Regions from separate parts of the Mus musculus genome. Here region 2 is linked to region 1. A link is a loop called in an ENCODE intact Hi-C map of the cell type or tissue named here. Cell type or tissue: left cerebral cortex. All regions are shown on one strand.

Region 1 (5,000 bases):
TCATCAGCTCTGTGCCTTAGCATCTGCATCCGACCCATGGGACGAGGTGCCAGCTCAGAGAATGGTAATGAGCCCCGAAAGACGTCTTGAGAACAGCACCTGTACACACTGAGCACCGAGTGGCTTCCTTTGTGCTTGGCACAGCACCCTGAAGAGCATTTTTAGAATGGACCATTGCAAATGCGGTGGGGGCCCTGAACTTCTGTGACTGGCACTGACATTTTACATCCCCAGGGTTCACAGGGGAGGATGTTCCTACCAGAACACCAATCCTCAAAGAGATTGAGAGGAGTTAGTGCAAATCCCATATCACGAGATCTCTACATCCTTGGTCTTTCTGTGGGCACGGGGACTTTGTGGTGTTTATTTCCAGCCAGCCAGCCTGGGGACATCTCAGTGAGCCTGCGCTGAGCCACCCTGCCTAGTCACAGATCACAGTGTGCTGAGCTGGGGCTTCTGTTCCATCAGGCAGGATTTTATAAATGTCTTGTTCAACAGGACACACTTACCTTCATTGTCGTCCACGTGACTCTAGGCCTCAGCCTTCTGGTGGGAGGCAGAGCTCTGCTGATCCATTCTTTCCTTCAGATCTCTCAGATTTAAAAAAACTAAGTCCTGAACTGCGATAACTCATCAGCGCTGGAAGCACCCGATAGATAGAAGATTTGCTTTCGGAAGTCAAAGCAACGGCACTGGGGAGTGAGGACAGAAGCCACCAGTGTCTGCAGAGAGAGAAAGGCCAGGCATATGTTTACGGTTATCAATTCAGTCTCCAGGAGGACAGACTGTTCAAAAAGAGCACAGTTCAGGGAAGAGGGGAGGCTGCAGTGTCCGCTGTGGCCATGCTCCTCAGTAGTCTTCACCAGGGTGCTCCTGCCATTCATTGCAGGTGGGCGGTACATCCTGTCTTTGCAGAATACTTCTGTCCCTGGCCTCCAGGCCCGTGCTGTAGTGCCTTTGTTTCTCTTCTTTCCTTGTGTGGAAACCAAAGGAAACACACTGTGCAGTGTTCTCTGCCTGTGTTAGAGCCACTCACGAGAGTAGTGGCTCATGACGCCTCCCTCATTTGGGTACTGTACATTCCATGTGGTCTCTGCCTAGGGAGTTTTCAGAGGTTTTCACCTCCTGGGAATGTAGTTTTGAACTTTTGCCGTGAAGGAAATAGGGACTGGCCTACGGAAATAGAACCAAAGCCATTTTATCACTGGCTCCAGTGGAAGCCAGTGTGAGAGTCAGAGTCTGTGTTCATCCCTGTGCAGTGAGGGGCTGACACAGGACCAGGGAGGGCTTTGGAGCCTGGCATTAAGGGGACCTTAGGAGCTTCTCTTCTGGAAGGGTTTAGACTCCTAGGGACCCAGGCCAAGGCCAGGACTATGAAAACCAGGCAGGACTGAGCTGTATGGAGCCTGCACTGGCCCAGTTCAATATGGAGGACTTGAGACATTTGGTATTATCTCTGAGAGCTAGCCACAGGTGTTTCCTTCCAGCTCGGTGACATCACTCTGGGTTCTTGCAGTTGGATGTGGCGGGAATGCTTACAGCATATGATCCCATAGACCCCTCATGTGAGTCTCCTCTGTCTCTGGAACTTGGTGTTTGGTGGGCTCTGGAAGCCCCGCATCTACCCTCTGGCTGCTCCTCTCCAGAGGAACTAACAGGAGGAAGCTGTGCCTTCTCTTCTATCTCGTGCAGACAGATAGATTACCTACCAGGAAAGAGCCCCTTCAGTCCTCCACTGCACGGACCTGGACTGTGGTGCCTAGCCAGGTCCAGTCTCTTCACCTCAATGCAAGGAAATGCAAGGTCATAGGGAGTGGGCTGCATGCGGTATCCGTGGTCTTGAAGTTTATTTTCTTTGCCTCTGTTCCTGCGAGTTCCATGATTATCAGGGCTTTGGGGACTTGGTTTACTTCATTGGTCTCATCAGTAGGATTTTTTTCCTTAAACCGATAATAAAAGTAGCCCCGTCCTTTCTCTTAAACCCAAGCATAAGACACTGAGGAGGTGCTCAGGAATGTTTTGGAAAATGGACAGTGTTGGGTGTTGCCCATAATTAAAATTCACAGGGAGTGAAGGACATTTGCATAATTAGTATTCTCACTCCGTGCATTTGGGCCTAACAGCTTCCGCCATGTGCCATGTGCTGGAAGTCGCTGCTGCCTCTTCTCAGGGCCCTTATCTGGCTTCTCCAGATTGCCAGTTGCTTCCTTTCCAGCCTGTGGGTTTAGTCATCTTTCCTTTGGGGAACGTGAAAGCTAATTTGCCAAGGGAAACGTGCTGAAGAAAGAAAGCTGTAAACCCAGAGGCCCGCCAGGTTCGGACTGTGGGTGTCAGGATCTAGAGGAGAGACGGGGAGACCTGCTAGTGGAAGCGCTTATAGCCAGTGTGGTGCTGGGCTTGGCTGGGACCGTGCAGGCTAGTTGCTCTCTGAGTCTTGGGTAGGATAACTTCTTGAGCAAGCACTTAAGTAAGTGATGGGAGCTGATTGGTGGTGAGTGTAACCTGTGTTACAGACCCACCTTCACAACCACCCGGAAGGTCCACGTTCATAAACCTGCGCACTCCTAGTGTTGGGAGGTGTGCTGTCTTACATATCCAGCCTACTGCAAGCACTCAACCAAACCTTTAATCCATTGGGCCTTGTGTGCAGCCCAGTCACATTCACAGACCCAAGGGACACACACTGGAGCTCATTGTAGGGCTTGAGAAAACTTGCAGTAGCACAGTGGCCCCAACTTGATGCTCCTCCTGGGTGCTGGGTGGACAAGCTCCTACCAGCTCCTTCCAGCCCCATCACGGAGGGCTTGGCCAGGGTGGATTTGTGGCCAGGTCTAATCTCAGAGCTCCTGCTCCGGCCTCACTTTGGTGGACTGTGTATTAGTGTGCTTCCTTCCAAACCAATTAACACACATAGCACCCGCCTGCTATAGCTAGTGTGGTGCCATTCCTTAGGGGAGGAAAACAGGGTTGGTGAAAACTGCTTTTCAGGGAGTCCCGCTCTGTGCTCCTCAGCTGTCCCTACCATGCCACCTGGTGGCCAAAACTGAGAATGCGTTGACCACCGGTGGAGGGCTATCAGCAACTTCTGTCAAGGGAAGGTTGTATCAAACTCTTCTAAATTTAGATTCGAAGAGGACGACGAGGTTAGATTCCCACAGGCATGCGGACAACTGAGGCTGCTTTCCCTTTTCCTGCTTTTCAAGACTCTAGTGTATTCTGCCCACCTCAATGACAAAATGGCTCTCCTGGCTTATGGGCTAAAGCAGTGGTTCTCAACCCGTGGGTTTCGACCTCTTTGGTGTTTCAAATGACCCTTTCACAGGGGTCCCCTAAGGCCATTGGAAAACACTGATACTCTCAGCATGATTTATAACAACATAAAAATTAGTTATAAAGTAGCAACAAAAATAATTTTTAGTGTGGGGGTGCACCACAATATGAGGAACTATAGCAAAAGATCATAGCATTAGGAAGGTTAAGAACCCAGCCAGGGTTGCCATCTCTTGGCGGACAGAAAATGAAATATGAAAGGGACCTGGGCACAGGTAGGAGGCAGGAGACATAGGGTTCTGATGTCCCTGGGTCCCCACTTGAGAAGTGAGAACACGTGTTTGCTTGTGTGGTAGCCCAGAGTCTAGGGCCTCATAAAAGCCAAGGTGTAAATTTAGCAAAATGCTGCTTTCTTTGATAAGACAGGATGCCTTGACAATTGTTAGTCGAGGAGTAGCTTGTTGGCATGAGATTCAGAGATGACCACAGCCTCCTCCAACTAAGACTCATCAGCCAAGAACAGCAGTTCTAAGCAAAAGTTTTAGACCAACGGTAGCTCTTGGGATGCAGGTGACCATGCTCCATTGCTCCCAGAAGTGGATGCATTTGTCTCTGAAATGAAACCACAATGAGGTACAAAATCGGCATGCCACAACGCCATGGAGATGTAAGGAGGAGGGGCCTTTTTTCTCATTTTGCACACTTTCCTAGTGATGGTTTATAAATCTTAATAAAGTCAAGAAGCCCCCACGGCTACACTGTGTTTAAGACAGGGACCCAGTAGGGCCATGTCTTCCCAGTGAGACGGGCTACGGATGGCTGTGTGATCCTGTTTGAGCCTCCAGCACACAGCCTGAGATTCCGCTTCTGTCTGCATGTCTTTCTTTATCTATTTCGCCCCTCTGTTTATCTTCCTTTCGCACTCCAGGATGGGTAGAGGATGCAGTAGTCGATTCCGCTCTGATCCATGTTCTTGGGTCTCAGTTTCCTTATCTAAAAGGGGAGGATCAGGCAGCTCTTGTAGCCATCGAGAGTCAGCCACCGCATGCCTTCTGTATGGCATCCTGCTGATCTGAAGTGAGTTCCTTACCCAAGAACAGCATGCAACCACTTCTCAGTAGAATCACCGATGCAAAGGTGACAGACGTGGAAGGGGAACGTGTCTCGGTGAACATGCTGGGACATGAAGCGCAGTGCTGGTGATCTAGGGAGAGCCTGCCACGGCCTTGGAGTGACTGTGAATGCTTACCAATTGGATGGTTGGCATGACAACTCAAACAGCATGGTTTCAGGGCTACCAGGGACCCAAGAGTCTCAATGAATAAAGGCAAAATGAAATTTTAAATAGGTCCAGGAAGATGGCTTGAGAAATAAAGCTGTTTGCCATCAAGTTCGAGGACCCATACAGGGGAAGGACAAAACTGTCCCTTACAAGCTGTCACTTGACGTCTTTCTGCATATGTGCCATAGCGCATGTGCGCACACAAACACACACACACACACACACACACATGTTGTAAATACATACAAGTACTAAAATATTTAAATATTTTGTGAGCCAGCCACCAATTTATAAGATATTTGTAATCTTGGAAAACTCTACAGTCTACTCCTGAACCTCAGGTCATGTGCAAAAATGTAGCTAAGTCTTAAGACGAGATGACTCTAAACAAGATCTATTTCCTGTGTAAATCCTAACCAAGTGCCCAGTAGTCCCAGGGAACCCAGGA
Region 2 (5,000 bases), 140 kb before region 1:
GTGGGTGGGTGTGCCCAAGGGTTAGGGCATCTCCTTAGCTCCTCTGATCTCTGACTTTACTGTGTAGTTCTAGGAGACACTGAGAGGCCATAGAGTATGGAGCCCGGGGAGGAGCTAATATTGGGAAGAAACCACCCAGTGTGGCTACCCCAGATTGTCTTAGGAAAACCAAGGAATTAAAGACTTTTTTTTTTTTTTCCAGTTTTACAAGACAGGGTTTCTCTGTGTAGCCCTGGCTGTTCTGGAACTCTATAGACCTGGCTGGCCTCGAACTCAGAGATCTGCCTGCCTCTGCCTCCCGAGTGCTGGGATTAAAGGCGTGCACCGCCACTCCCCGCTAAGACATTGTTTTAAACTATCACAATTGCTGCTTCGAAAAGATTTGCCTGAGTCAGTGCAGATCCCAGTGAGTGAGACCTCCAAGCCGGTTCAGCTGCTAGATGGGCTCATGAATATTAGATGAAAATTTATAATTCTCAATTCCATCCTACTTCTTCGTGACACCAGAAAAATGTCTTCTGATCAGCCCTAATGCCCCTGAGTAGATCCAGCCCTTTCAGTGGCCTTGGAAAATAAGTTACGCCGTGTTTTTCTTTCTTTCTTCTTCTTCTTTTTTTTTGGCAGATGTATTTATTTGCATGCTTCCCAAGTAAATCACCCTTCTATTTATTTGGTTGTTGTTGTTTTTGGTTGCTGTTGTTATTTTTATTGTATTTGTCAATTCTCAAGATCTTCTTGTATTGACTCTCCATCTTAGCACTTAGGCCAGTGGCACATTCTAATCTCCTTCTTCTATCGTGCCCGCTGGACTCTTTCCTTGGGCCGTTAGGAATACCTTTTTGCTGTTTGTGTTTGTTTGGAGATGCGTACTCCAGCCTCACCTTCAACTTTTCCTACAGCTGAGGCTGGCCTTAAGCTCCTGATCTTCCTGTTTTCTTCACCCATGTGCTGGAATTACAGGTGTGTGCTACCACTCCTAGCTGGAGACGGAGTTAAGATTAGGATCTGATACATTCTTTTGCTTCTCTTTGTTCTTTTAGGCCCAAGCCTCCACGGTTGAAAATATCTGTTGAATGGAGAGTTTGAGCAGTGGTGTGGATATGAACTCTTGGCAGGTTCACGGATGAACCTTGGCGATTCTAGGCAGCAGGATAGAATCCCCTTTAGGAACTTTATTAAGTCAGGAGCACGGGGAGAGAGACATAATGGTTTCACGGGTGGACCCAGAGTGTCTGCGCAGACTGGCCAGTCCTCAGCAATCCAATGCAAGGTAAATGGCTACTGTTCTGACTGTAAAACAAACAAGCAAACAAAACAAAGCGAGTGTAACTATTTTAATAAAGTTTTATTTAACCCGATAGGTCCAAAGCACCATCATTTTGACATGTAGCTAATATAAAGACACACATACGGCGATTTTCGTTCTTTTTTTTTTTTTTTTTTTTTTTTTAACACAGTCTTAAACAGTGTCTGGTGTGTATTGAAAGCTTAATACAGCTCAAGCTGGACTCGCTGTGTTTCAGTTGAGCAACCACAGTACTGACAGCCTGTGATAGTTCAACCTTTTTCTCCCTGGATCTCAGACATCTCAGCTCAAAACAAGCGGCGGGAGACGCCCCCTCTGATGAGGCCCCTGCTGTCCTCTCTCGGTTTTTGTTGTCAACACAGAAGAACAGAGCGACCTCATTTATAAGCTATTTGTTTGCTATCGTTTCCATCGGGGTGTGGGCGCCTCCGGGGCAGGACTTTATTGATTTCTGCTCTATTTTTTTTTTTTTTTTTTTTTTTTTTTTTGTGGTTTTCCAGGCACGGAGCACGTCGCCTGGCCCACACGGATCCTTGGGTTCACACTCTGAGAGGACGAAAGCCTCCGGCTTCTTCGAAGCGGGCGGCAGAGGGCAGCCGGGCGCCGAGTCACAGGTGGGGCGCGCGCTCGGTGCGGGCGAGTGGGTGTGTGCGGGGTGCGCGCGGCGGGGCGGGAGCGCGGACCGGGAGGAGCCGCGAGCGCAGCGGAGGAGGAGGGCGCGGAGGAGGTGGTGGCTGCGTCCCCGCGGGGCCGAGCTGCGCCCGACGCAAGGAGCGGAGGCCGCTCGGAGCTGCCGGGGACCTGGACCCGCCGCGGGGCTCAGGGCGCACGAAGCGACAGCTGCGGGACCGGGTGAGTGGCCGCCGCAGGCAGTGGGAGGAGCGGGAGGGCGGCCGGGGCGCCGGGCGGGGGAACAGGTGGCGGGGCAGGGCGCTTTGTGTCCCTTCCCCGAGCTGTCCCCACGTTGTCCGGAGGCGGAGGCAGGAGCCCGGGAACCGCAGGCACGGGGCTGGGGCGCGGCAATGCGGGGTGTGGGGGTCCCCCAGCCTAGACTTAACAAAGGGCGCGTGGCCCCTGCCCGCGGGAGGCCTCGAGATCGGGACCCAGCCCCTGGGACCCCGATTTTTTAGAGTTTACCGTCTCATTCTTCTCCCCATGTCTTTCAGAGGTCTGCGGCTTGGTGCATGAGGGGCTCGCAGCAGCGAGGCGGCGGTGGGGATGGTTCGGGCCGCGGAGCCGGAGTGGCCTGGGCTTTGGTGAGGCGTGACAGTCTATCATGACTGTGTTCAGGCAGGAAAACGTGGACGACTACTACGACACCGGCGAGGAACTGGGCAGGTACCAGGAAGGGGTGACGGAAGCGCGCGGTGTGTGTGTGGTGGGGGGCACTGCGCGATAAACAGATGCTGCTTAAACCGGGCATGTCCCTGACTGGCCCTTCTCTGAGATGGGCGGATAGCAGAGGAACCGGTGCCTAACCAGCTAAAGCCAGGGACCATGAATAAACTGCCTGATCTGAGGGGTGGAGAGGCAACCCACAGTGCAGTTACTGTGCACAGGGTATGGTCAGAATCCCTGGATAAGAACAGACTTCATTGTGTGCACTACTAACTCCTGTCAGCCTTCACCCTTTTGAGACAATGAGGCAAACGCAAAGATTCTAACTGCAACTGGAGGGACCACCCATGTGTGTTTTAAGCGGCGTACAAGTTAATTAATGGGCACTTAAACAATTCTCTCCCCTTGTGCTAATTTTCAGTGCAACACCAGCCAGGATTGGTAGGCAGGCGTGGAACTTGCCAGATGTTGGCCTTGGATTTTGAAACTTCTTCCAACCAGGAATTTAATTCCCGGCTTGGTTAGTGGTGGCTTCGGTGTCATTTATGGCGGCTGTCTAGATTCAGAGCGTACCAACACGCTGTGGGGGGTGCGATGCTGAGCAGAGTGTGTCAGTGTCTAGGTGCACAAAGAAGATTTCACTGGGAGCCCTTGACGAGTGCTGGGTATCCATTAGCCCACCGAGTGTATTGATCTCTGCTGTGTGCGCAGAGAGCCCAGTGTTCATACCTAGATTTAAAATTTGTCTTGTGAAATTTGTGTATTGGCATTGTGACAGAAGCAGGCAAACGGGCTTATAAACAAACGTACTTGCAATTACTCACACAGAGTGTGTATTGAAGTTTGTATTTTTCCATATATACCCCATGGCCTCATACCAAGCTTCTTTTTTAATTCATGGGCAGGGAACTGAAAAGGGGTGGGGGTGGGGGTGGGGGGGAAGACCTATTACCTAATAGGATTTTGAAAGATATCTAACCAAAACTTTGTAATAATCCAGACAGCCCAGGAAAGAGAGAGGTCTAAAGAGTTACTGTACAGGATGTGTGTAAGTTCAGTGTAGCCTGGAGGCATCGGTGGAGCCTGTGCAGAGGAAGACAATACTATTATCTTAAATCTTAGTAAGTAAATAAAAGGCAGGGTTCTGAAAGATCACATTTCGTGGGTATGGAGAAGACTGAGGTTGAGTGTGCGGTTGAAATACTTGATTTAACTGGAATTCAGCCACTCTCCTTCTATGGTTTATAGCAAGATGAATATGTGTGTGTGGAGGGGGTGGGGGGTGTTTAGAAAATAAAAAAGGGTGGGGAAAAAAGGGTTTGATACCATTTCTGTGAGGTTAACACATTCTAGAAATGATCTTGCGAAAAGGGATGGGAAAAAAATTAGGTGAGCTGATTGCTTTATGAATGAAATTCATCGACTTTGTTTCCCTTAAAATCCTTCTTCCATGGATTAAGAGAAAGGGGAGGGGGTGGGGCGTCCCTGTGGTTAGCAAGTGGATTTTTGATCTTCACTTCGAGCTTGTAATGACAGGGATGGCGGTTCGCTCATTTGTCACTAATGTTTCTCTCTGATTTTGGCTCTTGTCTATGCTTCTGTGTCTAACTATTCTCCATGAAAGACTAATTGATGAGTTGTTTGTTTAATAATTCATGCGACCTAGGAATCTTGAAGAGGTGTTCTGGAGTAACTGGGAGTTGGGATTTTTAAGAAAGAAAATGCACAGCTATTGTGATAGCTGCTCTTGATTTTGCCAAAATGTGAAGCAGGTAAAGGTTGGCTTTTTCTAAGGATGTCCCACAACCTGTGGTTTTATCCTGTCTTGGACATCATCACTTCTGCCAAAGAAGCTCTGATGGGAGGGGCACGGGCAGAGAAGATGCGGCACGAGTGATGTCATATGTCTCTGGAAGACTGGGAGTGGAGGGAGGGGCTCACAGGCAGAGAAATGGAAAGAGACAGGTATGTGGCCTGAATGCGGGGTTGTCTTAGTTAGGGTTTTACTGCTGTGAACAGACACCATGACCAAGGCAACTCTTACAAATGACAACATTTAATTAGGGCTGCCTTACAGGTTCCGAGGTTCAGTCCATTATCATCAAGGCAGGAACATGGCAGCCTTCAGGCAAGCATGGTGCAGGAGGAGCTTGAGAGTTCTATATCTTTATCTGAAGACTTCTAAGGGAAGACTGACCTCCAGGCAGCTAGGGTGAGGGTCTTATAGCCCACACCCATGGTGATATACCCACTCCAACAGGGCTACACCTTCTAATAGTGCTACTCCCTGGGCCAAGCATATACAAACCATCGCACAGGGTGATGCTAAGCTCTGAGCTGTGAACTGCTAAGGAGA

What was found. Peaks named below come from ENCODE experiments on the same cell type or tissue, not always from the same donor. Only the 100,000 strongest peaks of a DNase experiment are listed, where the experiment ranks them.
Region 2: a loop joins it to region 1, with 5 times the contacts of the local background. A loop is called at or near these places in 26 of 42 quality-filtered maps.

What each region holds. Positions count from the first base shown.
Region 1 is chr13:60,741,327-60,746,326 of GRCm38, forward strand. All of the region lies in intron 19 of Dapk1 (death associated protein kinase 1), which reads left to right. Among named protein-coding and RNA genes, the nearest start is that of BC051665, 43 kb to the right of the region's middle. In left cerebral cortex, a CTCF peak has its summit at 3,035 (motif pointing left); DNase peaks (open chromatin) are centred at 2,245 and 3,026; H3K27ac peaks cover 528 bases.
Region 2 is chr13:60,599,953-60,604,952 of GRCm38, forward strand. Dapk1 (death associated protein kinase 1) reads left to right here and starts at 1,995. Exons shown (of 26, transcript NM_029653.3): 1 at 1,995-2,158; 2 at 2,473-2,644. The coding sequence starts at 2,583. In left cerebral cortex, a CTCF peak has its summit at 1,890 (motif pointing right); DNase peaks (open chromatin) are centred at 1,651, 1,964, 2,707 and 3,179; H3K4me3 peaks cover 2,569 bases; H3K27ac peaks cover 1,693 bases.